Linked DNA regions of Homo sapiens: all the other regions are linked to region 1. The links are chromatin loops, found by intact Hi-C in ENCODE. Cell type or tissue: OCI-LY7. All regions are shown on one strand. Links, peaks and the distances in the headings refer to the core of each region. The heading gives the core; the rest is flanking DNA.

What was found. Peaks named below come from ENCODE experiments on the same cell type or tissue, not always from the same donor. Only the 100,000 strongest peaks of a DNase experiment are listed, where the experiment ranks them.
Region 2: it touches region 1 in a loop (3-fold over the local background); 5 of 110 quality-filtered maps call a loop at or near these places.
Region 3: it touches region 1 in a loop (4-fold over the local background); 23 of 110 quality-filtered maps call a loop at or near these places.
Region 4: a loop joins it to region 1, with 2.6 times the contacts of the local background. A loop is called at or near these places in 3 of 110 quality-filtered maps.

What each region holds. Positions count from the first base shown.
Region 1 is chr2:68,357,006-68,364,592 of GRCh38, forward strand. LOC101927723 (a long non-coding RNA gene) reads right to left here. Exons shown (of 2, transcript NR_187652.1): 2 at 4,212-5,454. Among named protein-coding and RNA genes, the nearest start is that of PLEK, 4.5 kb to the right of the region's middle. RefSeq lists an enhancer at 5,236-5,305. In OCI-LY7, for the core only: CTCF peaks have their summits at 3,092, 3,292 and 5,156 (motif pointing right); a DNase peak (open chromatin) is centred at 5,196; H3K4me3 peaks cover 645 bases; H3K27ac peaks cover 1,609 bases.
Region 2 is chr2:68,290,554-68,298,140 of GRCh38, forward strand. CNRIP1 (cannabinoid receptor interacting protein 1) reads right to left here. Exons shown (of 3, transcript NM_015463.3): 3 at 2,457-3,473. The coding sequence ends at 3,309. All of the region lies in intron 1 of PPP3R1-AS1 (PPP3R1 and CNRIP1 antisense RNA 1), which reads left to right. Among named protein-coding and RNA genes, the nearest start is that of CNRIP1, 26 kb to the right of the region's middle. RefSeq lists a silencer at 5,062-5,161. In OCI-LY7, for the core only: CTCF peaks have their summits at 1,762, 1,976 and 3,856 (motif pointing left); DNase peaks (open chromatin) are centred at 1,788 and 5,158.
Region 3 is chr2:68,423,056-68,430,642 of GRCh38, forward strand. No RefSeq gene overlaps it. Among named protein-coding and RNA genes, the nearest start is that of FBXO48, 40 kb to the right of the region's middle. RefSeq lists a silencer at 409-478 and enhancers at 819-1,058, 1,179-1,288. In OCI-LY7, for the core only: no CTCF peak of the experiment used is centred there; a DNase peak (open chromatin) is centred at 4,336; H3K4me3 peaks cover 2,708 bases; H3K27ac peaks cover 4,312 bases.
Region 4 is chr2:68,718,619-68,726,205 of GRCh38, forward strand. It overlaps a transcript of ARHGAP25 not described here. Among named protein-coding and RNA genes, the nearest start is that of ARHGAP25, 12 kb to the right of the region's middle. In OCI-LY7, for the core only: CTCF peaks have their summits at 4,345 (motif pointing right) and 4,547; DNase peaks (open chromatin) are centred at 3,053 and 4,353; H3K4me3 peaks cover 1,331 bases; H3K27ac peaks cover 1,223 bases.

The DNA.
Region 1 (7,587 bases), core at 2,300-7,299:
GCACTGGAACTGCTCAAGAGACAGGCCTGATGATGTAGCTTTCACCTTCCCCCTTTGACCCTGGAGAAATCATAAAATCAGACCTAGCAAATGGGGCTGGACAGGGAGCTAGGCTATGGTGAAGACGCTGATCATTACCTTCTCCCTCTACTCCAGTTTTTAAGTTGGAGATGGGGAAACACTGTAAATTTTTTAAAAAAAGGATTATAGTGTTTTATAGTACACTGGACTACAGTTATATGGCAATTAGACTGATTTGGATTTTATTAAAGCTAGGAGTTATTAGGAAATCTGTGAAACCTGCCTAAGATTTCATCCAAGGGACAGAGAAAAACCTGATGGTCAGAACGGGGAGTATTGAGGAAAAAATATGATTTTATGATTGTATCCTACTGGGTTCAGCTCCTTTATGGATGTGCTGCATTTTCAGCTATGTCAACTCTTTATATGGGCTAATTTTTTTTGTTGTTGTTGTTTACTCTTTGTCCTTCAAGAGACCGATCTCTATATTTCAATGTTAGAATTGATGTTAACTTCTGTTCCTGTTCCTATTGCTGTAGGAAAAAAAAACCGGATTCTTGTCACACGACCAGGAAAGATTAGGCATGCAGACACTTTAAAGGGTGAAAGGTTACAGAATTTATTGGGAGAAAAGAAAAAAGACTCTTTCAGCCAAGCAAGAGGGGTTCCTGTTAACAGGCCCCCATCTCACAGACTGAATCCCAGGTTACCACCCAGGAATAGGAGAGGCCAGGCTCCTACCCGCTGCAAATGGCGTGAACCTCCCAAGGCCCCACTCCATCCTCCCAGTGCACAGGCCGGTCAGAGGTTCTCTGGGGAGCCCTTTTTCTCACTGTCTCACTATCATTCGAGCCCAAACAGAAAGTAGAGTAAATTTTAGATTCATTAAATCTGGGCAGGTGCAAACCCATGAGCACAGGGTTTAGCTGGAGGAGGGTACTATTGCACACAATAACAAGGTACCTCTTCCCCAGGGCAGCCTTGACTTGTGCTGGAGGGCTTGCTACACACAGCTTGGATCTCAGCCTTCAGTTGCCTTCATGGCCATCACTGTTCAGTAAACAAACTACAGGGTGCTCTGTAAACCTGCAGCTCCCCCTAGCATGCCCTTTCATTAGAGCAACTGCCCTCATTCGCAGGCAGAATAGCCACACTCCTTTAGGTGGTTGGCTCTTTGCAAGTGTGAGCTGGCAGCCAGTGCCCGGCTGTACTCTTCCATGCACTGGGCCTGCTGCACTTCCCTGAATTTCTAGCAGGACTGGTATTTGGTCCTCATTGACCCTCAACAGTCCACACCTCCAGTAGTTAGAGCTCTGGGCTCACCTGTATTAATGAGATTCTTCTAGAGGATTCATTCTGTTCGTTATTGGTGGTTATTGGTGGTGTAATGCCTCTGTTTAAGAATACTATAAAAAACCTGAAATCTGGACGCTTTCCAGCCAGGGAATTATACCCCGAATTAAAATCTTAAACTTAACAAAGGCACATCCTTTAAAAAGCAACCTTCTGTAACTCCATGATCCTCAAGGGGAGAGGAAGAACTGATCAAACAAAGATCCCACTGAAAAAAAGAATTCTTACTGAATTTAAAGCCTTTCCGAATGAAGAGAATGTGAACATAACAATATGGAAATGGTTGCATTGGAATCTCCATCTGTACATGATGAAAATGAGAAAGTGGAGAAGAATTGGAAATGCTTTCTTTTTACTAAAATGACCTTTTTATTTTTTATTTTATTTTATTTATTTATTTTTTTTGAGATGGAATCTCGCTCTGTTGACCAGGCTGGAGTGCAGTGGCATGATTTCGGCTCACTGCAACCTCCACCTCCCAGGTTCAACTGATTCTCCCACCTCAGCCTCCCCAGTGGCTGGGATTACAGGCACCCGCCACCACGCCTGGCTAATTTTTGTATTTTTAGTAGAGACGGGGTTTCACCATGCTAACCAGGCTGGTCTCGAACTCCTGACCTCAGGTGATCTGCCTGCCTCAGCCTCCCAAAGTGTTAGGATTACAGGCATGAGCCACCACGCTTGACTCTTTTTTATTTTAGAATAATTTTAGTTTTACAGAAAAATTAAGATAGTACAGAGTACCCATTTACCCCGCGTCCAGTTTATCCTATTATTAACATTTACATTAGCAGGGCACATTTGTCATTATTAATTAACCAAAATTGATACATTTATCATTTTAAAAGGTCATACTTTCTTTTTTTTTTTTTAGACAGAGTTTCGCTCTTGTTGCCCAGACTGGAGTGCAATGGCGTGATGTCGGTTCACCATAACCTCCGCCTCCTGGATTCAAGCGATTCTCCTGCCTCAGCCTCCAGAGTAGCTGGAATTAGAGGCATGCACCACCACGCCTGGCTAATTTTGTATTTTTAGTAGAGACCGGGTTTCTCCATGTTGGTTGGGCTGGTCTCGAACTCCCGACCTCCAGTGGAAGTTCACACTTTCTTTAGATATACTTAGTTTCCCCCTAATGCCCTTTCTCTGTTCTGGGATCCCATGTAGGATATTATATGACATTTAGTTGCCATGTCTCCTTAGGCTTCTCTTGGGAGTGACAGCTTCTCAGACTTCCTTTGGTTTTGATGACCTTGACAATCTTAAGGGGCACTAGTCAGGTCTTTCATAGACTATCACTCAATTGAGGTTTGGTCTAGTGTTTTTCTCATGATTAGATACCAAGGGTGTATACTATAATCTGATTTATGACCATGATGTTAACCTTGATCACCTGGCTCTGGCTGAGGTTGCATTTATCATGTTTCTCCACCATAAAGTTACTCCTTTTTTCTCCTTTCTGTACCGTACTTTTTAAAAAGTCACTATACACAGCCTATAGTTAAGGAGTGAGGATTCATGCTCCACCTCTTTAAGGGTGGAGAGTCTAGATAACTTATTTGGAATTCTTGGAATCTTGGAATAGATCTGTGTATTCTCTCTTATTTATTTACTCAATCATTAATTTATTTATTTTTAGACTTTGGTTATAATCCAATACTATTTTCTTTATTTTCTTGCTCTAAATTTTCTAGCTTTGGCCACTAGGTGCTCAGTCAGTTGGCTCTTTGGTCCCTTTGATCACCATCATGGTTTTAGTTTTTTGTGTTTTTAGTTAAAATTTTTAGCACTTTCTTACTTTCTGGTACGCAGGATGCTTCAGGGTCATCTTTTGCATTTCCTGCTGAAATCTTAGAGCCATCTATTTCTCCAAGGACGTCTCATTCCTTTTATTGGAGAATCGTATTAGTAATCAAGATCTGGGAGCTAGATGTGCTTGACACTACCAGGGTGTTGTCGCTTCTAGGCCTTCTCCACTAACACAGCAAGGAAATATATGTGTGAAAGTGCTTTCTTTTGAGCAAGTGGGTATATGTTCACACTTTTATATATTCTTAAATCATTTCCATATGAATTTGTGTATCTGTTGAAAGGGGATTACTCAGTATGTGGGCTCAGTTCCCTCTTTTGAACTGAAGCCCATTGGGCACCAACTAGATATTCTCTAATAGGTTTAAGTGAATTAGACAACTTAATGCTTTCTTTTTGTTGGGAGAAAGTTCTCCATGGGTTTTTTGTGTATAGGTACAACTTGCAAGCAGAGGTACTCTATTTTATGGATGCTTGTACAGTGAACAACAGCTTTGAAGGTAGAGGTTGTCTCCTTCCAGAGCAAAGGGCAGATTCACTTACTGTCCAGTAAAATAAAAATAAGGTCTGCCTCTGAGACAAAGTTTGGGCTGGTTTGCTTGCAGCCCATTACAAAAGATTCATGTTCCCTAAGCTCTGGGTCCTCAATTGTGATGCGAACCCTCAGTATGTGCAGCATCCATCTAGGCCGCTCCACTTTGTCCTTGGTAGACTTAGGGCCAAAAAGCATCAAGACCAATATGGAGCTAATTCTGTTTACTGTGCTGTGAGTAGCAAAGTCCTTTGTCTCACTCAAAACTCCAGAAGTCTTGAGTCTTCTGTGAGCATCCCTGAAACAGGCAGGCTGACCTGTTAACTTACAAGTAGGGTAACATCTCAGACTCTTCTCACAGGTTTTGACACCTTTTACTTAATTTATATTTAGCACTAGAGGTAGTCTGATATTTCTCAGCTAAATTTAATGTCTCTTTTGAATTACCAATGCTAAAGAATAACTTTGAAAAAGATAAAACGATGACTCTTACATATAATAGAATGAAAACATGTCAAAATTTTATTTAACTCATGAATTAAAGGGGAAACTAGCCAGAGGTCACCACCAGTTCAAAGGCAAGGTCAAAGACCAATTTATATAGAGTAAAGCAACGTTGAAATTCATTTACCAATGGACACAAAATTGACTTTTTCCATGGGAGGCGGGGTGGAGTGCGGGTGTGGGGTAAGGTGGAGTCTACTGAACTTCCATCAGGCAGAATTTATTTGCATGTTTATAGACAAGAATTATTTGTATTTATCCACAATCTACCGAGCTCTAGAATAACTCCAAGACAAGAAAAAAACACAGATTCCATAGAAACAAATAACTTAGAAAAGTGTGCTGTAAAGAATGCATAGTTTTCCATTGGAGATGCTCAGTAATCATTTTTGCTTATTCAGAAGTCTTAACTTGCCCTTACAGCAATAAAATGTGCTACAAGAATAATGTTTCCAAGGTTATTGATCAAATGTGTACAGAAAGAGATGTTAAAAAGTCATTCTAGGCTGGGTGCGGTGGCTTACACCTGTAATCCCAGAACTTTGGGAGGCCAAGGCAGGCAGATCACCGGAGGTCAGGAGTTCAAGACCAGCCTGGCCAGCATGGTGAAACCTTGTCTCTACTAAAAATACAAAAATAGCCGGGCGTGGTGGCGTGTCCCTGTAATCCCAGCTACTTGGGAGGCTGAGGTGGGAGGATCACTTGAACCTGGGAGGTGGAGGTTGCAGTGAGCCAAGATCAGGCCATTGCACTCCAGCCTGGGCGACAGAGCAAGACTCTGTCTCAAAAAAAAGTCATTCTAGACACATATACATAAGATACTGGAGGAGGTTCTAATGATCTGATCTGGGAGAGGGATCTGACACAGCAGAAGAAAACTTGGTCAAACTCTGTTGAGAGAAGTCCTGAAAGGCGTCATTGATTCAGATAGTTCTCTTTACTGACCACTAGGTGTCGCTAAGTAGGCGCGATGACACGTGGCAGGAGGGGGAGGGGCAAAGGCGGCAGCATCCAGTCCATCAATGGCGATGTTCAGCAGATTCACAAATGCCGGAGGTTCCTTGGTGTCAAGACATTTTTACCCCTGCACCTATTCAGGCGCCTGGTACATACTAAACACTTAATACCATGTTTCTTGAAATGAATTATTCGGAACGCAGGGGGTGCTTTTACACCGGAGGCATCCAAAAATAATATGAGGTTTCTGAGTGAGGGTTCTTTAAAGCCTTCTGATCATGCTAGGACAAACAGTGAAGACATTCCAAATTAGAAGTCACTTGGTCAGTTAAACAAAAGGAGATATATTTAACTATGAAATCAGACTTGGTAAATCTAAGAGTGGTTTCCATTGACTATACAGACATAGCAAAATACTTGTTTGAGTGCAGATACAGAAAATTACCCTTTTATTTGTTCCTGTTTTGCTCAGGTGACATCAAACGTTGATCCCTCTACTCTCAGCCCCCAACACTTTATAACAATTTCTAATTAATTTTGGTGCAATGAGAAACTGAAAAGAAACCATCAACGATTTTAAGTAATGGATATTAGCATAAAATGAAAAGTGAGAAATACAGGGGCAGTGACTGTTAGCTAGAAACACAGCTGGAGGGAAGAGGAGAGGGAATCAGGAAGCTCTCAGAAAACCCCAAGAACAGAACTTCTTCTTTCCCCTAACTTTCCTGGCTCCTCAGATGCCCTCGTGGACGTCTGTCAGTTTTGCCTTTCTCGGAGCCATCGCTCATCTATTGTTAATAGCATCTTGATTTTACTTTAGGGGACACCTCCCTTCTCCCATTGAGCATGGTCCTGCTGGGGCTGTCGGTTCACATGTTCCCCCTTCAGATACCGGAGAGAGAAGCACTAGGCCAAGTTAGGCCAATCAGAGGCCTGATCCCTGGAGACTACTGCAGAGTCTGAAAACCACTGGCATTCTTTCATCTTGGTGTCTTGCTTCCTGGAACCCCACAACTGCCCTGATTCCTGTCCTTTCAAAGACCCCAGTCTTCATTTTTCCTGCAGTCTGTGGGCCACTCCATTCTCTTCCAGTAAATTCCTATTTGCCTCTATTAGCCAGAGTTGTTATCTGTTGATTGCAGTGAAAGAACACTGACGGGTGTAATGAGGAAAATCTAGTCCTACGATTGCTTTCATCATCTCTGTTGAACTTATCATTGAAAAGGATCAGCTCTAGGATAACGGAGATTTGCCTTGAAGATGAAGAACAACTAATATTTATGGATACTAGTTATGTTTCAGACACTCTTCTAAATACTTCCATGTCTATCTCATTTAATCTTCAGAATGACCTCATTGGATAGGTGTTATTATCCCCGTATTACAGATGAGAAAACTGAGGCACAAAGTAATAACAAACTTGCTCATTTTCACATGGTCAGATTAACGGGTCTCTAAGTTTATTCTATGGAATATTCGTTTTTCAGGATTATATTGGTTTCCTGGGGCTGCCATAACAAAGTACCACAAACTGGTGGCTTAAAACAATGGAAATTTATTGTCTTACAGTTCTGGAGGCCGTAAGTCTGAAATCAAGGTGTCGTCAGCACCATGTTCTCTATAGCAACTCTAGGAGAGAATTGTTGCGTGCCTCTTCCAGCTTCTGGGGGTTGCTGGCCATCCTTGGCGTTCCTTGGCTTGTAAATGCATCACTCTGTTGTCACATGGCTGTTTTCTGTGTGCCCTTTTCTTATAAGGACACCAGTCACATTGGATTAAGGGCCCACTTGTTTCAGTATGACCTCATCTTAACTAATTATATCTACAATGACCCTATTTCCAAATAAGGATGCATTCTGAAGTGCTAAGGGTTAGGACTTCTTTTTTGGGAGATCTAATTCAATTTATGACAAAAAAAGTTAACATAAATTGTTCAAAAAAGAATGCTATGGCGAAGTAAGTTTGGAAAACACCATTATAGGATTCTTTACTGTAGTACTTTGGCGGGGCGAAGGTCTTTAATTTGTTCATCATTTAGAGGAGTTGCCAACCTGGGATTATTTTGTAAAGTTTCTCAAAAACCTGTTTGATGATGGACTTCTTTTTACAGGCTGACTGTGAGATCAGCACTCAACGTGGAACACCTGTTCTCATGCCTGATGTGAGGCAGTGGCACCCTAGCACATCCCTCCCTGGTTCTTCTGCTTTCCCCTGTGACCTGCAGCGTCAACTTGAGACAACTTTTCTTCTCTGAGCCTGAGTTTCCTTACTCTAAGATAAGGAAAATAATATACTTTCCCTATGGGTTTGATGTGTGGACTCATTTTTGTTGTTGTTTGTTTTGAGATGAAGTCTTTCTCTGTCGCCCAGGCTGGAGTGCAGTGGACCAATCTCGGCTCACTGCAACCTCCGCC
Region 2 (7,587 bases), core at 1,698-6,697, 67 kb before region 1:
TCTGAAAAAAAAAGAATATTTTCAGTATATCTGCCTCTACAAATTGTCTTCTTCCCTTTCATGTTCTACTTCCAATTTCATAAGAGTCAGAAACCAGATCACCCCACATGTTAGAATTGTGTCTAAAACAGGAGTCAAGAGGCCTTGGGAGAAGACCCGAGCCTTTAGTGAATGGACTTGGTGACATCTGTGACAGGGATCTTTATTTTTTGGCATGTTTTCTGTTCTTAACTGTGATCCAGATAGTTTAAATGGCTGGATAAGTGACTTCTCAGTAAGCGAGGTGTCACAAAATATAAACTCAAGGCATTTCTATTCTTCCACCTGTTCAAAAGTGTTTTAGTCATCATCATAATTGGAAGGATGGCCTAGTTCCTCAAGCTTCTGGGTAGCCATCTGATGCTTGGAGGTAGAGAGACGTGGCTACAACTTGTATAAAAATAGCCCTTCCAGATGGCTGAGGGGCAAAGTTACAACTCAGCAGCTCGATATAGCTGAGCACTCAAATTTTGGAGTAGGAGGAGAGCTATGTGAGAAGTAGCCAGAGAGACTGGGCTGGAGCCCAATCATAAGTAGAACAGTATATGCCAGGAGCGATCACTTAACGTGCAGATTAGCTGTTAAGTTTTTCTGTTACTTCATCTCCATCTCCTCCCCAACTCCCTTGATTCAACCTTACTTCTGGCCCTAAGGAAACACATACACATACGACATAGACAGATATGCACACACACTTTCCCCTTTTTTTTTTAAAGGAGTATAAAATAGAGGAACAAACCATAACTCTTAAAAGGCTTCAGAATTCTACTAGTCTAACCCTTCATTTTAGAGATAAGCAAACTGAGGCAGAGAAAGGTGTGGTGACCATCCAGGATGTGAGCAGGACTCCCACGCTCCAGGTGCTCTGCCAGGGCTCATCTTCTGGCTCGTTTGTGGGACACTGATAACAGCGCAGCTATCCCAGGACATGTTTCCTCCAAGTCTGCTTTGACTCATTTCAAACTCTAAATAAAGCCTTTAGTTAAAAAAGAAAAAAAAAAGTATGGGCCCAGCGTAGTGGCTCACGCCTGTAATCCCAGCCCTTTGGGAGGCCAAGGCAGGTAGATCACGAGGTCAGGAGTTTGAGAACAGCTTGACCAACATGGTGAAACCCCATCTCTACTAAAAATATAAAAATTAGCTGAGCGTGGTAGCACACGCCCGTAATCCCAGCTACTCAGGAGGCTGAGGCAGGAGAATTGCTTGAACCTGGGAGGTGGAGGTTGCAGTGAGACAAGATCATGCCACTGCACTCCAGTCTGGGTGACAGAGTGAGACTCCATCTCAAAAAAAAAAAAAAAAAAAAAGAGTGGATTATTGCAAAAGTCATGATAATGTCTCCACCCTCAACACAAATACTCAAGCTCTAGTCCCTGGCTTGAAAACCTGTTTCACCAGTGAAAATATTTACTAATCAAATTAGTAAATATTAAATTGTGTAGTTCCCACTTTTTATTTTAAATCTTTTATTCACTCTGCATTTCTATTGGATATTCTGGAAGAAAAACCTCTGTAGTAAATCCATTGTTTTAAATATCTCAATGTCTGTTCAAATAATTGAGTGTTGGTTTTAAAAAATAGTCATTAGGAATGGGTTAGTACTTACGTTTTAGCAATTGTAATGAAGACTTTAAAAAAAAACAAAAAAACAAACAAAAAACACAAGCTTATTGAGAAACATGTTACACTCCTTTAACATCATTTATGATCCCCAAAGGCAAGGCATTGCTGTTCCCTGGTGGCTGTACAGCATCACTGCAGGTAAGCGATTTGGAGGTAGAAAAGGTGTTGAGTGCCAGCCTTTCAAATTCAGTTCTACAATGAATCAACTTTTAAAAATACTCCCAGTAGCTTGCATTTTCTTATAAGAAGGGTTTACAGGTAGCAAAAACAAACAATCCCCAACGAACTTTTTCCAATACTATAGGATTTGTGCTGCCCAAGTAAATATTACATTATTGGAAAATAGCATGTTACTTTTCAAGAGGAAGTTCACTTCCTTCTTATGGAATTTATCCTTAAACTGTATGGTATATGGGCTTTGTGCAAGGTGCTGGAAGTAGGCAAGGAGGCCTCAACCATGATGTACACACACTATTATAGCACCATTGCTCTCCTGCTACTGAGTCACATAGCTCACCAACTGGGGAGGGGTCACCACAGAAAGAGTAATGGAGCGAGATAGGTACAAGCATTTTTTGATTGCCCGCCAAGCACCTGGGCCTGTGCTAGCCCTGTTAAACTTGGCTGGAGCAATCCTGCTAAAAGGTCAGGCTTGATTCATGAATAGGTGTGCTAATTCTACTCCGGATACATCCCCGTCATCCTGTAGCATACAGGCCTGAGTGAAGCTGGCCTAGAGCAGGGATTCACCTGCTAGATAATTATTGCCCAAATTAAGAATGCAAGTCAGGGCATGATTTTCAACGCCTTTATTAAGAAATATCAAAAGTTGATTACAGGTCCATATGCAGTTTTACAAAGTTCAAGTGAAGAAGACTGTAGGGATGCCATCAATGTGCGTGTCTGAAGACTATGGAAGCTTGTCAAAGGGGTAACCCTACAACTCCTGTCACTTTAACAATGGTCCACAGCAATGCTTTTCCCCCATTTCTACTAGGCTAGGCCATTGCACAATACCTTAAGCTACTTAAAAGAGTTTTAATACGTTATAAATACGTACATATTTGTCCTTCTAGTTTGTTACCATCCTTCCCTGAAAGAGCGGAGCTGTTTATAGGAAGCACAACATTTGAGTCCCATTCACTGCTGTTTGTATTACATTTTCACAAAGCCTGCTTTGAAAGCTGGCAAACACTGCAAGTTACATGTTACCATATTACACATGGGAGGACCCATACACATTGTTATTTTTAAATTTAACATTGAACAAAAAAAAGGAGGAATCACTTAACTTGGAAACAAAACACCAAAGTTAGTCAGTGGAATGGTCAAGAGCAGGACAAGCCTGCCAGGGCCACTGAACTCCAGTCACAAGTGGTCAAAAGTATGACCGAGAACAACTGGATGCAGGAACATCAGCACAAAATACAGATGGGAATATTCTCGGGAGTGGTACATCACCATCTTGTATGTGAGGGATATTGTGTCAGAGGGGAATTACACTTTCAAAATAACCAGGGCTAGTAGGTCATTAGTACCAGATGGGGAACAGCAATGGTGTGGCATGCCTTGTTTAAGGCCTGCGCTGGTTTATCTAAAAGTAGATTTCTGAAAAGATTGTCCAGTAGCATCAGAAAGAGCCACTTTCAGAGGAAGGACTCCTTGTTCACCCACATCAGACTGCGTGTCTCGTTGGGCTTGCATTCATACTCAATGACAGAGAAGGGGCTTCCCCACTGGCAGTGATCCCGCTTGTGGTAATTGTAGAACTTGACTTGCCACACTGTCTCGAAGGTCCCAATGTCTGTGAACTGAGGGAAGAGAAACATGCCTGATAAAAAACCTCATTCTGCCACGAGCAATAGATGAGAGCTAACATTAGTGATGTAGCTCCTGGATAATCAAGCAGACCCAGTCCAGATTCTCTTGGTCTGCAAGGCTCGGAAGGCTTTCCTTTAGTGGTCTAGCTCCCTCCTTTATGATGGGAGATATTTTCCTAAAAAGCTGTCTGTAAACCATTCTTCTCTATAAAATCTGATTCCCATTGCAAACGTGCCACTCGCTATCATATTGCTTTTAATAAAAATAACTGCAAAGTTTATCTTGTTTTTCAAGTTTAATTTTTTGAAAACTTAGAATTTTAAAGCTTACTCTAAAATGGCCCCTGCTGGCCAGGTGCAGTGGTTCACCCCTGTAATCCCAGGCTGAGGCAGGATGCTAGCTTGAAGCCAGGGGTTCCAGAATAGCCTGAACAACAAAGCAAGATTCTGTCTCTAAAACAAACCCCCATGTTCATCCCCCAAATGGTCCCTGCTACAGAAGGGGAATGGCGAAGGGAAGAGAAGGAATAAAGTTTACTGGCTTTTCTCAAAATACAATGGTACAAAACAACCTGTCTACAATACATCTACATAAAATTTCCATCATTAGTTTCAATTCCAAAGAAAAATATTTCAAAGTGATAACTGAAAATATTTCATTGGAAGTGTTAAAGGCCATATTTTAACTATTAAACATTGAATACTTATAAGTCAGGAGTCCATGCCTACATCTTGGGCTTAGATTATACATTACCCAGAACCATATTTGAGTATCTGCTATGTACCTTGCATGTATAAAAATTCGTATAAGGCAGGATTGTTGCTCTTAAGAAGTTAGCATTCTACTTCCAGAAGGTAGGCCCTGTAAATCACTGCACAGAACTCTCCTGAGGTATAAAGTACACATTTCTCTTGCAGCTGAGAAGAGTACCTGGAATACCCTGGAGGCCACTGGGCAGATGCTCAAGTGGCCTGTGGGGTAGCCTGACCCTGCTACTGCCTTCTGGAGCTATTTAGGGGATCTGGCATTAAACTGCATGATGCCTGTCGTTATTTTCTCCTCTGACCCTCCCCTGTCATGGGAGGGGACAGGGACTGACTTGGCAGGACTCTTAGACTTGTCTGGAGCCAGAAGACGTGGACAGAGGAAGGCAGTGAGCATTAGGAGTCTTATGCTTCTTGCTGATACAGGAGGAGGGTGATCAGGTGCTTTCCAGATAGCTTTCCAAGATGCTCTCAAAATTATATCTTGCACCATTGCCTCATCCTGCTAATTTGATCCCAAAACAAGATCTAGGCTTTCCTCTGGGAAATTTGCTTGATTTGAAATAGTGGATGATATACCTAGAGTCCACAGACCTCCCAGGTATGAAAGTGGATTACCTCTTTTTAGAGAGTCATGGCTTAAAGACCTATATAAGCATACAGCAGCTTTATTCACAATAGCCCCAGGTTGGAATTGACCCAAATGTTTATTCACATGTTGATAAGCAAGTTTTGGTATATTTATAAAATGGCCTTTTGCTGAACAATAAAGGAAGACATGCTGATTCAAGCAGCAACAGGGATGGATCTCAAAGACATGCTAAGCAAAATAATCTAGGCCCCCAAAGTACATGCTGTATGAATCCATCTATATAGTGACAGAATGTAACCTACACTGACAGGAAACATCTGTGGTTATCTAGAGCCTAGGGTGAGAAGGGGAACTGATGCAAATGTGCAAGAGGGAACTTTTTAGGGGTGATGGAAGCATTCTGTATCTTGATTGGGATGGTGGTTACATGGCTGTACATATATGTTGGTCAAAACTAATTGAACTGTATGCTTAAGATGAGTCCATTTATTACATGTAAACTATACCTCAAAGTTAAGAAAAATAGAAATATCCATTTTTAGTGAGCTATAAGAAAACAGGTATTCTAAATGCTGCTAATGGGAATTGAATTAGCCTTTTGGAAGGATCATTTGCATGAAGTTAAAGGTGTGAGTACATTCAGGCCCAGCAATTCCATTTATAATTTATCTTAAGAACATCACAAAGTTTAGAGTAGTAAACAATGCAACACTAAAGGTCCATCTTTAAGGCACTATTTGTGGCATATCTATATAATGGAATACCATGTAATATTTTTAAATGTAAAGTATTTAATACAGTTTTTATTTTATATTGTTACATGAACTAAGCAGAATACCATGAAGAACATGAAGTATTAATTCAGTTAAAATTAAACTTGGCTAGGTGCAGCAGCTCACACCTGTAATTCCAGCACTTTGGAAGGCCAAGATGAGAGGATCGCTTGAGACCAGGAGTTTGAGACTAGCCTGGGCAACATAGTGAGACCCTGCCTCTACAAAAAATGTTTGAAAATTAGCTGGGTGTGGTGGCACACACTGTGAGACTGAGATAGGAGGATTGCTTGAGCCCAGGAGTTTGAGGCTGCAGTGAGCTATAATCATGCTACTGCATTCCAGCCTGGGCAATAAAGACCCTGTCTCAAAAAAAAAATGTATGTGTATATATGTGTATGTGTGTGTGTGTGTGTATTTAATGTTAGAAATCCTGATGGACTGTTTTATTTTCTCCTATGTTCTTTTTTTAATTTTTATTATATTTTTGAGATGGAGTCTAGCTCTGTCGCCCAAGGTTGGAGTGCAGCAGCACGATCTCGGCTCACTGCAACCTCTGCTGCCCGGGTTCAAGCAATTCTCCTGCCTCAGCCTCCTGAGTAGCTGGGATTACAGGTGTGTGCCACTACGCCTGGCTAATTTTTTTTGTATTTTTAGTAGAGACGGGGTTTCACCATGTTGGCCAGTCTGGTCTTGAACTCCTGACCTCGTGATCCACCCACCTCGGCCTCCCAAAGTGCTGGCGTGAGCCACCACACCCGGCCCAACTTCTATATTTTTTAGCAGAGACGCGGTTTAACCATGTTGCCCAGGCTGGTCTTGAACTCCTGACCTCAAGTGATCCACCAGCCTCGGCCTCTCAAAGCGCTGGGATTACAGGCATGAACCACTGCACCTAGCAGATTTTCTTCTATATTCTTATTTGTATTTTCAAAATTTAACGATTACTTTACCAGAAAAAAAATTAAACCAAAACTGTATTTCCCAAAAGTATTACCAAATAGTCATTATCCTTAATATAAAGGACCATATGCATTATTAGTAAGTACTACGAGGAACATTGGAATAAAAAATTGGAATGGTTCATTAAAAACAAAACAAAACAAAGCAAAAACCATAGGCTGGGCGCAGTGGCTCATGCCTGTAATGCCAGCACTTTGGGAGGCCAACATAGTAGTACCACTTGAACCCAGAAGTTTAAGACCAGCTTAGACAACATGGTGAAACCCTGTCACTACAAAAAATTAAAAACATTAGCTGGGCATGGGAGTGTGTGTCTGTAGTCCCAGATACTCAGGAGGCTGAGGTGAAAGGATCGCTTGAGCTCAGGAGGCAGAGGTTGCAGTGAGCTGAGATCTTGCCACTGCATTTTAGCCTGGGCAACAGGGCAAGACACTGTCTCAAAAAAAAAAAAAAAAAAAAAAAAAAAAAAAAGGAAAAAATGACTAACACCTGCAAAAATATTCAAATGTAATTAGTAATTAAAGAAATATAAACTTTTAAAGAGATACTATTCCTCTAACAACTTAGTGACAATTTCTGAGTGCCAGAAACAATCTAAGCATCCAACATTAGGAAAATATGAAAATGGTGGCATATCCATATGATAAACTTACAGAGCAATTAGGAATTTAGGGTTGTCGATGATTCAAGGAAATGCTTAGAACAATGTTTAAAGGAAGATGAATTGGAATGGTTTATATACATTATGAGCTCAAATATGTAAAATAAGATGTATAGAAAAAATGAAAAATATTACCTTCTAAGTAAAGAAATTGAATTTTTCTATCCTTACTCAGATTTTTTCTACAATAAATGTTACTTTTAAAATCAGAAATTTTTTAAATGGTGAAATGGATTTATCATCTTACAATAATATATACAGCCTGCAAGCCTAAGGGATTTTATAAATTCTATTAAAAATATGTACATTCTAATGAAATTATGACTTTGTTCACAATAGGTTAGTGGTGGT
Region 3 (7,587 bases), core at 1,694-6,693, 65 kb after region 1:
AAATACCCTAAAAAGTAAGAAAGTGGAAATGTTGAGGAAAGTCCAGAAAACTGGCTTTAGGTACTATTTGTGTTGAATGAATAACTAAAGAACCTGAGTGTTGCCTTTTTTCCTTGTAGGCAATGGGGAGCCATTTATTAAAGGGGGCCTGGATGTAGCTAGCTTGGAGGAAGGTGTATTAGTTCATTCTCATGCTGCTATAAAGAACTTCCCAAGACTGGGTAATTTATAAAGAAAAGAAGTTTAAAAGTTCTGCAAGACTAGATAGGCCTCAGGAAACTTACAATCATGGCAGTAGTGGGGGTGGGGGCAGGGGGGTGGAAAACACATCCTTCTTCACCTGGTAGCAGGAAGGTGAAGAGTGAGAGCCAAGCAAAGGGGGAAGCCCCTTATAAAACCATTAGATCTCATGAGAACTTACTATCATGAGAGCAGCAAGGGGGAAACTGCCCCCATGATTCAATTACCTCTCACCAGGTCCCTCCTATGACATGTGAGGATTATGGGAACTACAATTCAAGATGAGATTTGGGTGGGGACCCAGCCAAACCATATCAGAAGGTGACTCCAGAGATGGGGAAATTAATTAGTGGACTACTGTAGTATATCTCTATGGGAGGTGAGAAGAGTGTCAGTAGCAGAAAGAATGATGAACAGAACCATTTCAAAGGAAGAATCTACAGATTGCAATGAGTAAGATGGTGAGAGTTAAGAGGTGTTTTCCATTCTTTGGGAAGAGCAGTTCCTTAAGAGAAAAAGGAAAGTCATAGCATGAGGATGGATTTGGAACATGAGTTTGAAGGTAAGGGGAGAGAGTCAGGATGCAGAGACTGACTTAGACTCATGAGCAAAGAAGTAACAGCTGAAGTCCTAGGAGATGCGTTCACCAAAAACGAATATGTAGAATTGAGAAATTGATATAGGTCACCTGAGAAGACTCATGAGTGGAGATCAGGAGTAGAAAGATGAGCCAGCAAAAGGGTTGGTAAAGATTTGGTCTGCAGAAGAAGTGACTCAGAAGCCTAGGGAGAGGAGAGATTCTTCAAGAAAAGGGAAGTGGTTAACAATGTCAAATTCACAAAGGTTAAGGTGGCTGAGATCTTAAAAAAGACGGTTTGTTTTGGTCATTAAAGTGCCGTGGTGACCTTCAGGGCAGAAGTTTCAAAAGAATGGTGAAGGGAGAAGTTACACTACAGAGAAAATGGGGAACAATGGTGAAAAAAAGAAAGCAATGGTCATAGATTATTCATTTCAGAAGTTTGCTACAGTGAATTACCTAGTGGAGAACTGGCTTGTAGCTACCAGGAGTAATAGGTTAACTCATTAATTTACTTGTTCAAGAGGCCTGTATTTATTAGATCCCACTAGGTGCTTGTTCACTGCTAGGTGAGTAAGGCAGGCAAGATCACCACTGTTATGGAGTTTGCATTCTAGTGTGAGAGAGATAGTCTGTAAATGATGAAGACAATTGCAGATATTAAAAGTGCTATGATGAAAATGAAACATGGCACACAATGAGCACATTCCAGTCTATACAAAGAGAAAGTGCATAGATTGAGCACAGTATATCTGGTGCTTGATAAACTATGGGGAAAGTGGTAGAAGACATCAGAGAAGCAGAGAAGGAGTTTGTGTTTTACTCTAAGTGCAAGGGGATGCTATAAGTAGATTTTAAACAGAGAAGTAACTTGATTAGATTTACAACTTCTAAACTCGCTTAGGCTGCTTTGTGAAGAATGGACTGTATAGGGCAAGAGTTGAAGTTGGAAATATGACGGGAAGATGCTGAATAATTCATTCAAGGAATAAATGTGGTTTAGATCCAGTTGGTACACCGCAAATAGTGACAAGGGGTCAGCTTTGGACTATATTGTGGTGGTAGAAACATCAACAGGATGTGCAAAATGATGTTGAAGGGGTAGGGTCTAAGAAGAAAGCCAAATGAAGGATGACTCCTAGGTTTTTGGTCTGAGTGAAAGCTAGGACCATTTCCTGAGCTGGGAAGATGGGGGGAGGTGCAGGGGTGTGGCGTGGCAGGGTGAGAAGAATCAGGGGCTTCATTTTGCTTGTGTATGATGTGCCTGAGTCATCTAAGTAATGGTGGGGATCAGAGAAATGGGAAGAACCAGGTGAAAGGTGTTTCTCTTAGTGGAGAACTGAACATTTGTAGGTTGCAGATAGAGGACAGGAGTTTGCTAAAGATGGGAAGAGAAGAAGAAAATGAGGAAGGAGCATTTGGGAGGAGGTAGAGGAGGTGGAGGAGGTGAAGAAGGATTGAGCCAATGGCCCAGACAGTGGATTGACTGTGGAAAGCAGGGAGGACACATTGATGTGAACAAGGAAGTAGAGATGGATGTAGAAATAGAGTTCCATAGAGGTTGAGAGGAAGAAAGAGGACACAGCTTGTGTCAAATGGCCCCTGACATGGCTCTAAATTAAAATAAAAAATGAGGTCATATGTTGAGGGAGATTTGGGTGACAAGACTTGTTGGGAGCTTGAGAAGAGAGGAGATTTGGAACAGACATGTGGGGCCCCTCAGCTGAGAATTGAGAGCATTTATCTCTATGCAGTGCAGAGGTAGAAAAGCCCTTGACCATCAGAAGTCCTTAGTGATCTGAAGACAAGAATGAGGAAGTCAGTGGGAATGGCCTCGGTGCCAGGGGCCAGTGTGGAGTCTCTAGCAGCAGGTTAAGGGTGTGTCGGTAGATTAGGTTAAGGATATGTTTGGGATACCCTCCAGGGAGTGTGGGATACCCTCCAGAGTCTGGAGGAGCCAGGGGGCTTTAGCATACGGAGTGGGGTTGAGGGGTTGGACTTCTGGCATAGGCAAAATGCTGGGTATCCTTGCCGTAACACAGGGGTGTGAAAGTGCTGCTAAAAGCATCACCCACAGACCACCACCAGCAGCATCCCCTGGGAGTCTACTAGTAATGCAGGAGCTGAAACAAAGAGGGCATTTTAGCCAGATTCCTGGATGATGTCATATGTATATAGTTTAGGATATGCTGCTCTAAGGAATGAGGCTTTAAAAGGTTAAATGCTTTTTATTTCATCTGTTTTGAGGCAGTGTCTCACTTTGTCACCCAGGCTGGAGTGCAGTGGTGTGATCTTGGCTCACTGCAGCCTCCATGTCCCAGGCTCAACCGATCTTCCCACCTCAGCTTCCTGAGTAGCTGGGACTACAAGTGCGTACCATCACGCCCAGCTAATTTTTGTGTTTTTTGCAGAGACAGGGATTTTGCCATGTTGGCCAGGCTAGTCTCAAATTTCTGAGTTCAAGCTATCCTCCTGCCTCAGCCTCCCAAAGTGCTGGGATTATAGGCATGAGCCACTACACCCGGCCTTAAATGCTTTTTGAAGTAAAAAACTGACCAGAAGATCTTTCTTGTAGATTAATTTGATATATTTTACTTTTTAATATATCTTTATCTTTTTCTGATTTTAAAAAACCTTGCACACTTGTTTTAGAAGTAGAAACTAAGAACATGTATAAAAAAGAGACTAACGTTCAGTCCCATTCTTAGGGTCTGTTATGATACTAGAAGGAGCAGAATAATGGCTGTGGGTGTCTCCCAGAGGTCTCATCTCTTCCAGGGAGTTATCACTGAGAGGCAGTTTAATAGCAGAGCAGCTCCTTCCTGGTTAGGTGACCTTCAGCCAGTTACTTAACACAGCCTTCATTTTTTATCAGTAAAATGGGCATGTGAATAATAGTACATAGGGTTAATATAAGGATTACATTACATTCAATCCTTATGAAAATTTACATATTCAAAATCCTATGAGAAAATTTACATATTTCAATTATGTAAATACCTTAGGGCAGTTCCTGGTTCATAATGAAAGCTCAAAAAATGTTAAAATTGCATATTAGGACTGTACCAGGGTGAGAAATCACTAAGTTAAGCAAACTTTTAACACAGTGTAAGGATTGCTCCCGCTTGGAGGTCTTTGGGCCGCTTCAGGTATAGACTATTGTCTTCAGGGTCTCACCATTCACGACAGTTCGGGAGGAGAACCCTGGAGGACTGAGGAAACAAGATGCACCCCTCATCTGAAGTTGCTCATCAGGAAAGGAAGCTGAGGCCTAGGCAAAGGGTGACAAGATGTGGAGACTGTGATTTGAGATGAGAAGCAACAGAGTTAAAGCCGGGGTACTGGAATGGAATGCAGGGTTCTCCGAGGGGCGTCTCATACATTTTACTTGGTGTTATACCTTTTCTCTCTGTTACATAAGTTCACAGCACCAATATGATTGCTGTTGCAATAACACAGCTGCAAATAAAAACCATAAAAACCCAGAAAAAACATCTGAGCTTCCCCCAACTGTCCTTGAATAGGGGTTAACCAATTTGGAAATCCCCGCTTCTGGTTGCAGCATATCCGCAAGTTTAAATAAACATTGATGAAACACTATGTTAAGAGTTCAGCATAACCATGAGTAAGGTTATATAAAATGTTTAATAGGTCACGTGGCACCTGTAGGGTAGAAATTGTACATTATTTCTAATGCATTTAGTAACTAAGTCCTTTTTGAAAGTTCTTGTAACTACAGGCTCTGCTTGAACAATAGCAATACTATATCTATGTGTGAGAGAATAATAACATTCCCTGGTCTGGTCTTGTTTCTTTAATATCATCTGCCTTCCCTGGCAGATGTTTCCTAGAATTTAATAAGAAAACAACCGTTTACAGAATATGTAGTCTAGGTCAGGAACTCGGTTAAGTACTTTTCAAGAATTGTTTTATTTCACCCTCACCCTATCCCTTTGAGATAGTTCCTTTTGTTATCACCATTTTACAGATGATGACACTGAGGCTCAAAAAGGTGAAGTAAATTGGCCAGGGTGACACAACTAGGTAGGATAGCAGAGATGGGATTCAAACCCAGAGTTTGCACTTTTAATCAGTGCTGTTTTCTGTCCTTCCTACTCATACTCTTCCCAGGAGTATCATTCTAACCTATTGCTGCATTTAGCATGCACGGTACCAGGAATTCTCCAGCCTTCTGGGTTGCCCTTTGCTTTGGCATCCAAATAAAGTAACTCCAGTCTTGTACAACTTTCTGTGGGAAAGCTGATGACCTCACCAATTTTCCCCCAAATTCTCGAGAGTAGAGGAGAGAACTTATATTATTTTATCTGTTCTCATTCTAAATTCTTCCTCTTGTATTAGTTCTCATCACCTACCCGATGACATAAAGCAGTTACTGTAATTCTCTGCATACAGCCTCACCCTGCACTTGCACATAGCTCTTCTTCCGTTCTTCTAAACATCACTCCTCCAAAGGTATGAAGTGGTCAGCTGGTTTCTCTGGAAAGCAGCTGAGACAGAAGTAAGTGGAGGAGGTTTGATGAGAAGGGGAAGGAGTAATCCCATGAGAGATAAAAAAGGAAGGAAGCAGAATTTGGGCAGGAAAATCCTTCGGACTGCAATGCAAATCTGACACCAGGGTTGGCCTTGAAAGCAAAGGGCAGTCTTTCCTACAGACAGAATTTGAGTGGGACACCTGGTGATAATATGTGTATGGACTCATACACAGTGATGAATGGCCTGTGCAGTTGTTCAGGGGCCTTTAAGGAAAAAACTGTAAGTTCAGAGACAGGAAGTCTAGTTAACTTTTAAAACGAATTCTATGCTAAATTCCAGGGATATCCAATCTTTTGGCTTCCCTGGGCCATAATGGAAGATCAAGAATTGTCCTGGACCACACATAAAATACAAGAACACTAACAATAGCTGATGAGCTAAAAAAAAATCACAAAAAACTCTCAGTGTTCTAAGAAAGCTTATGAATTTGTGTTGGGTCACATTCAAAGCAATCCTGGGTCATATACAGCCCACAGGCCATGGGTCAGACAAGCTTGGTATACTCCTCTAGCTCTGGCTCAACTAAACTCAAAATTCCTTTCTTCTCGCAATAAAACCTGGCACTTGATAAGAAAAACATTGGCTTTCATAACTATTATCTCTAAAGTTGACATCAATTTTTTTGCAGCTGAGTTCTTCACTATTCTCTGAAGGGGCTAAGGGAGTAAGAAAGATTGCCAGGAATAAAAAGTACTTCTGACTTATTTTAAATCACTATCTTGCAGGAATTAATTATATGATTTTAATTATGTGAAGTTTAAATTCAGGCAATATTAATCAACATTTATAAAAGTCAGAATAGAGATTACTTTTGGAGGCTGTGGTATTGTGATACATTAAGAATATAAGAAACATATATTAGGTCTTCATCCCCATTTCCTGGCACATAGCTCCTAAACACTTGTAAAATCCTGGATGATAAAGGCAAGAGGAATGTCTTTTGTTATCTATATTAATTATTGTATATTATTTCATCATATGTGAGTTTGTTTTCATGAAGTGACTCTTGGAGGCTGGTGGTTATCAGAGGAATCACATGGTTGATTACAGGGTTGGAACTTTCAGCACTCCCTCCCTCCCCCAACCTCTGGAGAGGGGAGAAGGGCTGGAGATTGAGCTCAGTCACCAATGGCCCATGATTTAGTCCAGGGTTCCCCAACCCCCAGGCTGTGGACCAGTACCAGTCTATGGCCTGTTAGGAACTGGACTGCAAAGCAGGAGGCGAGCAGTGGGTGAGCAAGGATTCCCGCCTGAGCTCCGCCTCCTGTCAGATCAGCAGCAGCATTAGATTCTCGTAGGAGTGTGAATCCTATTGTGAACCGAGTATGCAAGGGATCTAGGTTGCGTCATCCTTATGAGAATTGAATGATAAATGTAATGTGCTTGAATCGTCCTGAAACCACACCCCCCATCTGTGGAAAAATTGTCTTCCATGAAACTGGTCCCTGGTGCCAAAAAGGTTGGGGACCACTAATTAGTCAATCATGCCTACCGAATAGAAACTCCATAAACCCCCTAACTGACAGGACTTGGAGGACTTCAGGTTGGTGGAAACACAGACCTGCTGGGAGGGTGCAGCATGTGGAGCAGGACGGAACCTCTCAGCTCCACCCTCATACTTTGTCCTGTGTATCTCTTCATCTGGCTGATCTTAAGTGGTATCCTTTAAAATAAACTGCTAATTGTAAGTAAAGCACTTTCTTGAGTCCTGTGAGCCATTCTAGCAAATTATCAAACCTAAAGAGAAGGTCATGGCAACCCCCAATGGATAGCTAGTTAGCCAGATGGACAGGTCACAGTTTGGGACTACTGACTGGTGTCTAAATTTGGTTTCAGCCTTGCGAGGCTGAGTCCTCAACCTATGGGGTCTGCACTAACTCTGGGTAGTTAGTGTCATGAGTAAATTGTAGTACACCCACTTGGTATCTGGAGAGTTGGAGAATTGCTTAATGTGAGGTAAACTCCACACATTTGGTGTGAGAAGTATTTTGAATGTATGAATTTTTCTTTCCTTTTAGGGGTGCAGTGTACAAATTGGGCAGTTGCAGGAGGGAATCATAGGCTGCTGCTGGGATGTGCTATGACTTGGTCTATGAATTAGCTACACTCAATTAATATGTGGAAGACAACTCTTCAAGCTGTACACTTAAGATGAGTGTACTTTTTGCATTTAATTGTATATTCTTTCTATAAAAATTATTGTATGAGTTTCCTAT
Region 4 (7,587 bases), core at 1,506-6,505, 360 kb after region 1:
ATAGATAGAGATATTTGTCTCTGACCCTGGTTCCTGACATAGAGCTCCTAAACTTTTCTAATTCCCTAAGTGGTACGGGTACTAGCAGCATCATTTGTTCTAACATTTGGTCTTTGAGTCCAGTTCCTGACACAGAGCTCTTAAATTTCTTGGTATTTTCTGGGTGATAAGAGTGTCTTTTATTCAAATGAAACAACTCTTGATGAGGCCTTGGATAGCTTTAGGATAGGGGCTTGTCATCAGAAAGACAAGGCCATGATTAGAAGCTTAGCACTTTTAATTCCCAACCTTCATTCTCTGGGGAGGGCAGAAGAGCTAGAGATTGAGTTAGTAATAGATCAAGCCTACATGATGAAGCCTCCAAGAAAAAAAAATTTCCCTCAAGTATGGGTTTTGGAGAGCTCTGGGGTTGGTAAACACATCCATGTACCAGAAGTGTGGTGCACCCCAGCTCCACAGGAATAGAAGCTCCTGCACTCAGAGCCCTTCCAGACCTCATCCTATATACCTCTTTATGTCCTTTATTATAAAAGAAAATGGCAAACACAATAAGTGTCTCCCTGAGTTTTTTAAACTATTCTAGCAAATTATCAACCCCAAGGAGAGGGTCATGGGAGCCCCAGTTTATGGCCAGTCTGTTAGAAGCACAAGTGAGAACCCTGGACTTTTGACTGGTGTCTGAAGTGGGGGCAGTTTTGAAAGACTGCGCCCTTCGTCTGTGGCACCTGATGCTAACTCCAGGTAGATAGTGTCAGAACCGAATTGAATTGTAGGACACCCAGCTGGTATCAGGGAATTGGTCGACATGGCAAAAAAAAAAAAAAAGAAAAAAAACCCCACAAAACAAACAAACAAATAAGAACAACGCCCACATTTTGGTGACCAGATGCAAAGTGTTGAAAATGTAGAGGAAAAAAATAACTTTTTTTTTTCTATATACATGTAAAGGAACACATTCTCATGTTCTAGGGATTAGGATGTGGATATCCTCGGGGGCTGTTATTCAGCCTACCACAACTTTGCTGTCAGATACCATTTTAAGGTAACTTAATGATTATTAACACTACTGTTTAACAAGTGCCTGCTATGACCCAGGCACTTTACATATACATGAAACCTACTTCTTATAAGAATACCCCACAGTAGATATTATCACCCTATCCATGTAGATGAGAAGTCTGGGGTTCAGAAATCCCAGTAATGACAGAGCAGGGGTTGGTACCCAGACCCCCATGGGTCCCAGCCTCTGACCTTCTCTTGGTACCTGACTCATGCCACCATCATAATCACCTGTTTTATTCCCAAACTCAGAATAAGGTACGCCTATGTCCAGGTTTGTCCAGTGACCTGTCGCGTTCACTGATCTAAAGTCCATGCTTAAAGATTTCCTTTTGAAAAGGAATCTTTAATGTTACATGAAGACCAAATTGATGGTTTCGGTAAAAAGCCAGAGCAACTTCCTGTGCACTATCAGCTGACTGATCAGGGTTCTTTTCTAGAAATCACACACCCAGTCAGGGAAGGTCTCCATCTTCAAAATTACAGGAGTTAGACAGAAATGCTGTCCCTTGGCAGGAAGTGGCTTGAGAGATGCCACTCTAATGGGCTTCCTTGATAAACTGTGCCTTAAGGGTTTAGTGGAGCCATGGGATGAAACTGGGAAAAAACAGGAATTGCAGACATAGAAACATTTCAGTCAAAAAAAAAAAAAAAAAGAAAAGAAAAGAAAAGAAAAAAGAAAAAAAAAAGCTCCTATACTTGCTCTGGAAACTTTACTCTGTACAGAGATTAACTTCTTCTTAATTATGTAGCCATTATGTAGCCATAATCACTTTGTTGTTGGTATCATCCAAAAGGACAAGTTCTGGATGCATAATGGCTGCAGTCTGTTTTTTGCCTTTTCTTCACCTTCCTGATTCCCAAAGTCCTACAGTAAGGTGGGCAAAAATCTATGTAGTTTTAAAATTTGTAGGCTATTTTCTAATAGACTTTCTCTACGCTAGATGTTTTGGGGCATTTGAAGGTGATCCCAGTAGATTCCTCTGCTTGACCAAAATTATCTTTCAAAACTGAAATCGATTTTTATCTGGTGTCAGGATTATAACTCCCCCCTCTCCTACCTACCCCTTACCACAACACAACTTCCTTTCACCTGGGGAGTCTAAGCTGATCAAACTGCATGTGCCATTGTTTGCACACGTACTGGGCCACTGGGCAGGCAAGGAGGGGCTCCTTAAACCACACCAGAGGTTTTTGGTCCAGAACTGGTCACCACCCTCAGCATGTCACCATGCAGTGCTTTGTGGACTGAAATCCATCTGTACTCACAGATGTGGCTGAACGCAGAAACACTCAAAGCACCCCCAGACTCCAAAGCCTTACTGTGGCATAATATCCTCATTGCTTTTTCCCTCCTTATGTCCCTGGAGCTACACATGAAACTTCTTGGGGGCAACTTCAACTAATGCCAACTTGATTAACATTGGAAATAGTTATGTTTCAAATAAAAATGTACACAAGTTTTAATTGCACTGGCTACCTCAAATTTTCTGAACAAAGCTTTTTTGCATAAGAGATAAAGGTTGGTGACGCCTTTTATGAAATTGGTCCAAACTCATCAGAACTAGCAATCAAAAATTAATTCCTTGTTTTATTTTGAATTTTATACTTCATTGTAATGATCGTATTGTATATTTCTGAGCATTAGGTTTGCAACAACTCATGGATAAAGTATGGATTTCTGACCTGACCTGTAAGCAAATTACTCCTCCATTCCACACCTCTTTTCTGTGAAAAGGGATGACTTAATCTCTGCCCTATTTACATACAAAGTCATGATGACAGTCATGAGAAGGAATTGGATTTGAAATGGCAATGAAAGTCAAAGTGTTATCTTTGCCAGTGTGTGGACTCAGTTTACATTAAAGTTACAGGTTCCCACCAGCTCCTCCTCTCCCCAGGAGGTCTGGTGTTCTACGTGTAATCACTCAAGGTGAACCATGACTTTCATATCAGCAGTGAAATCAGCTGCTCTAGTTATTTCCTGTTCTGGCAGCACCCTGCTGAGCATCTCGTGATTTCAGGAGAGTAGAAGCTGGGTGGTGGAGCAGTCCAGGTTTGTCTTAAAAATACAGTTCTCCAGCTGTTGTATTGGATTTCCTCTCACAGAAACCTAAGGTCGACAGAGGATTACAAATTTGCCTTTCCATAACTTGGATCCCTTGCTCTTCTCTAGGTGTCGAGATTATAACTCTCTCCTTTCCTACCTACTCCTTCCCACGACACCACTTCCTCTCACCCAGTGTGTCCAAGCTGATCAAACTGGGTGTGTCATTGTTCGCACACTTGCTGGGCCATGGGGCAGGCAAGGAGCGGCTCCTTAAACCACACCAAAGGTTTGTGGTCCAGAATTGGTCACCACCCTCAGCACCTCAGCATGCAGTGCTTTGTGGACAGACAGCGTCCTTTCTCACTCTTTTGAGTGACCCTCCCCAGCTGGCTCAAGTTGGCCTTGCAGCCTGATAGGCCTTTTAAACAAGGAAAGGAAGGTCTCTCAGCACACTTTAACTTACTAGTTATTCAGCTTATTTTCTTAATAAGCCACAAGCTCTAAGGGCTCTTCAGAACTCCTAATTTCAACACTGGAAATTATTTTCTTCTCTTTATTAAGAATTTGCAGCCAGGCGTGGTGGCTCACATCTGTAATCCCAGCACTTTGGGAGGCCAAGGCAGGTGAATCACTTGAGGTCAGGGGTTCAAGACCAGCCTGGCCAACATGTTAAAACCCTGACTCTACTAAAAATGCAAAAATCAGCCAGGCATGGTGGCACATACCTGTAATCCCAGCTATTCGGGAGGCTGAGGCAGGAGAATCGCTTGAACCAGGGAGGCGGAGGCTGCAGTAAGCAGAGATTGCACCACTGCACTCCAGCTTGGATGACAGAGCGAGACCCTGTCTGAAAAAAAAAAAAAAAGAATTTGCTACATTCCAGACACTATATTGAGTGCTTTTTATATATAAGAAGTAAAGCTTAAAGAGGTTAAGCAACATGCCCAGGGTCACCCAGGCAGTGAGCTGAAGAGGTAGGATTTGAACCCACTCTGGCTCGAGGGCCCATGTCTCACCCTAGCTCAGGCTCCTGAACCTCCCAATTTTTCCCCATCAAGCTGGGCACATGAGCCCTCAAGGACAGCTTTGCAAAGCACCATGCAAAGTGCTTGAGGCAAATACGAGTGTCACTTGGTGCAGACACCCTCAGGCCAAGGTCAACAGCCACATAGGCTCCCCACTCTCCAAACGGGAGAGGTGCGCTAGGTCTGGAGTTCAGCTGGAAACACGTGGGCCTGTGCTCCAGCAGAGGGCTCCCATCACCTCTCTGCTCTCTTTTTTTATGAAGCAAGGGTGACAGCGCCTCTGTTTTGCTTCTTGAACCGGCCATTCCAGTGCTCATTTAGATGCACCGGTAATGGTTCATAGGAGTGTAGAATATCCAGCAAATTCCACGATGCTGGGTGTGGTCATGGGAGGCAGTGGTCATAAATGAAGTTCTTGCTGTGGGATTGTCAGGGAATCCAGCACATGACAAAGGGAGTTATCCATGATCATAGTAGTCTGTGATCATTCCCTTGGAAGAGACAGACAACTTCATGCCTTGAGAATGTTTTCAAGAAAGTGAAGTTCCCTAATCGGGGGCAGGGAGCCTATAAAGTTAGCCTTCTAGTTGTGGGCCATGCCACATCCTGGTGGGATGCAGCCCAGCTCACTCAAACCACATGCCGCTTAGCTGGTAAGCAGTCCATCTCTGTGTCACATAGATTCCCTGTTGGGCTTCCCAGTCCTTGGTGGCTGTTTCATGACTGTGCTGAGTCCTGCAGGCCTCTATGGTCTGTTGTATAATATTATGGCTCCTGCATCCAGAGGCTTCTTGGGCTTCTTCATTCCAAATGCTTTTCTCAGAAGCTGTCTTTTCTGTGCGGCACAGTCCCACACTGCTAGCTGAGAGGATGGGGACTGTGAGCACCTGCTAACTCTTCTATCCCTAGTCCCAGCCTGTGGAAGTGATGGCCCTGGTGTTTTCTCTAGCAGAGTATACCAACGTGGAATGAATGATGCCTGACTAGGCCTGCAGAAGGGGTCAACCAGGCCCTTCAGGGTGGTTTATTTCATTTTGGAAGGAGGAGGAGAGACCCTAATTGTTCAGGTGTAGACACATCTGATACTGGGAAATGGGTGATGTGGGAGTAAATCTCTCTCTCTCTCTCTTTCTCTCTCGGTGGGGCAGGCTCTCACTCGGTTGCCTTGCTGGGGTGCAGTGGCACCATCTCAGCTCACTGCAGCCTGGACCTTCGGGCTCAAGTGATTCTCCCACCTCGGCTACCTGAGTAGCTGGGACTACAGGTGTGCCACCACGCCCAGCTAATTTTTGTCAAATCTCTCTCTTCTTTGAGGTCTGAGTATGACAGGACAATGGCCTCCATTGATGAGCCACTGGGGCCAGAGAGCAGAACCATGCAGCTGAGAAGGACCGTCAGATGAGTGACCTCTGGAGCTCTCTGGACAGCCTGGAAGAGTGGCTTCTTTCTTCCAGGGAGAAAGCCTCAGTCTCTCCTGGACTGGGCCCCAAACTCTCTGCACTTCACACTGGACTGGCCCTGAACTCTCCAGGTGTTAAGGAGCTGACATTTTCCCCCAACTCTCTAAACATCTGGTCTCTAAGCTTAGACTACCTGACACCTAAATCTATAATGTTTATTTATCCTGAGCAAAACCTCTCTCATACTAGCCCCTCTGCAACAGCAGACAGCTGCCTCACTGGGGAAGCTCCACAGTGCATGACCTCTGTGGGATGCTAAGAGGATGGGACTATAGCCACCTGCTGACCCTCAGACCATTACCAATTGTATTTGCTGATGTTCTTCCTGAGCCACTCTGAGTGACAAAAAATATTTAAGGTTGAGGAAAGAAGCCTTTGACATTATTTAACTATGCTCCAATGGACCTCTGCCCTAAACACCAGACTCAGACCCAGCTGCCTACTGGGTGGCAGTAGGATCTCCATTTGGAGATGTTTACTGGGCATCTTTGGCCTAATGCAGGCCTATCTCCAGCCTCTGTCCAGCCTGCTCCTTCCCTGTCTTTCCCATCTCAGCAAACGGGACCTTCTCCTTTCCATTTTCTCAGGCCGTGCTCGACCTTGTCATTTTTCCCTTGACTTCTCTCATTCTGTCACGCCTGTCATCCAACCCGTTGGGAGAGCAGATAAGATTGATCCAGGATATATATGAAGTATTGGCCACTTCTCATCACCTTCTGGCTACCAGCAGAGCCTTTGCTGGTCTATATTGTGTTGCTTTTCTACAATTTAGAAAAACATCACCCCCATGACTGAATGGGTGGCAGAGCCTTTGAGTAGAGAACGATACTCCTTCCTTGGATGGCTGAAGCCCCACAGTTAGACTCTGGGCTGATGCTCAGTGCCCTGACTAGACTCCAGCCCCACCTATCCATGAGGCTGGTGCCTTGCTCCCTGCATCACCTGCACAATCATGCGCAGTGAGCTGAGCAGGCCACGCTGGTGCAGACCTGCTGTCTCACTCACCTAGACCATTGCAGTCAGCTCTAAGGTCTCCGCTTTTACCCTTGCCCTACCACCTTTCAGTCTGTTCTCAATGCGAGGCCACAGCGATCTTTTATTATTTTATTATAATAATAATAATAATTATTGAAACAGAGTCTCTCTCTGACACCCAGGCTGGAGTACAGTGATGTGATTGTGGCTCACTGTAGCCTCAAACTCTTGGGCTCACACATTCCCCCCATCTCAGCCTCCTGAGTAGCGGCGATTACAGGTGTATGCCATCCTACCTGGCCAATTTTTTTCTTTTCTTTTCTTTTAGAGATGGGGCCTCAACTGTGTTGACCAAGCTGTTTAGAATTCCTGGGCTCAAGTCATCCTCCTCAGCCTCCCAAAGTGCTGGGATTACAGGCATGAGCCACCATGCCCAGCCTGATTATTTAAAAGTATACATCAAATCAAGGCACTCCTCTGCTGTAAACCTCACTCTAAGCAAAAGCCAAAGTTCCAGCAAAGTCCTATGAAGCCCCATACAATTCGTCCCCTATTACCTTGTTGACCCATCTCTTGTTATCTTCCCCTTCCTCCTTTTGCTGTGAACACAAGACCTCCTTGGGGTCTCTTGAAGTGCTAGGCCTCCTCTCACCTCTGGCAGAGCTCTTGCACTCACACCTCCATCTGCTGGAAGGTTCTCCCACATAGGTTTACCTGGCTCATTCTCAACCTGGCTTAGGTCTTTACTCAAATGTCACCTATTCTGTGAAATGTCACCTTCGCTGTCCAACTATTTAAAAATGCAATCTCCCTCCCCTCTCCCCTCAATCTGACATTTCTTTCACCCCTTCCCGTAGCACTTTTTCTTTTTCTCCACAGCCCTTACCACCATCTAACACGTTACATTTATTTCACTTATTTATTTTCTTGTCTCTTTCCTCATTAGAACAAGCTCCACAAAAGCAGGCGTTTTCATCTGTCTTCTTGTTGGCTGTGTTCTCAGCACCTAGAGCACTGC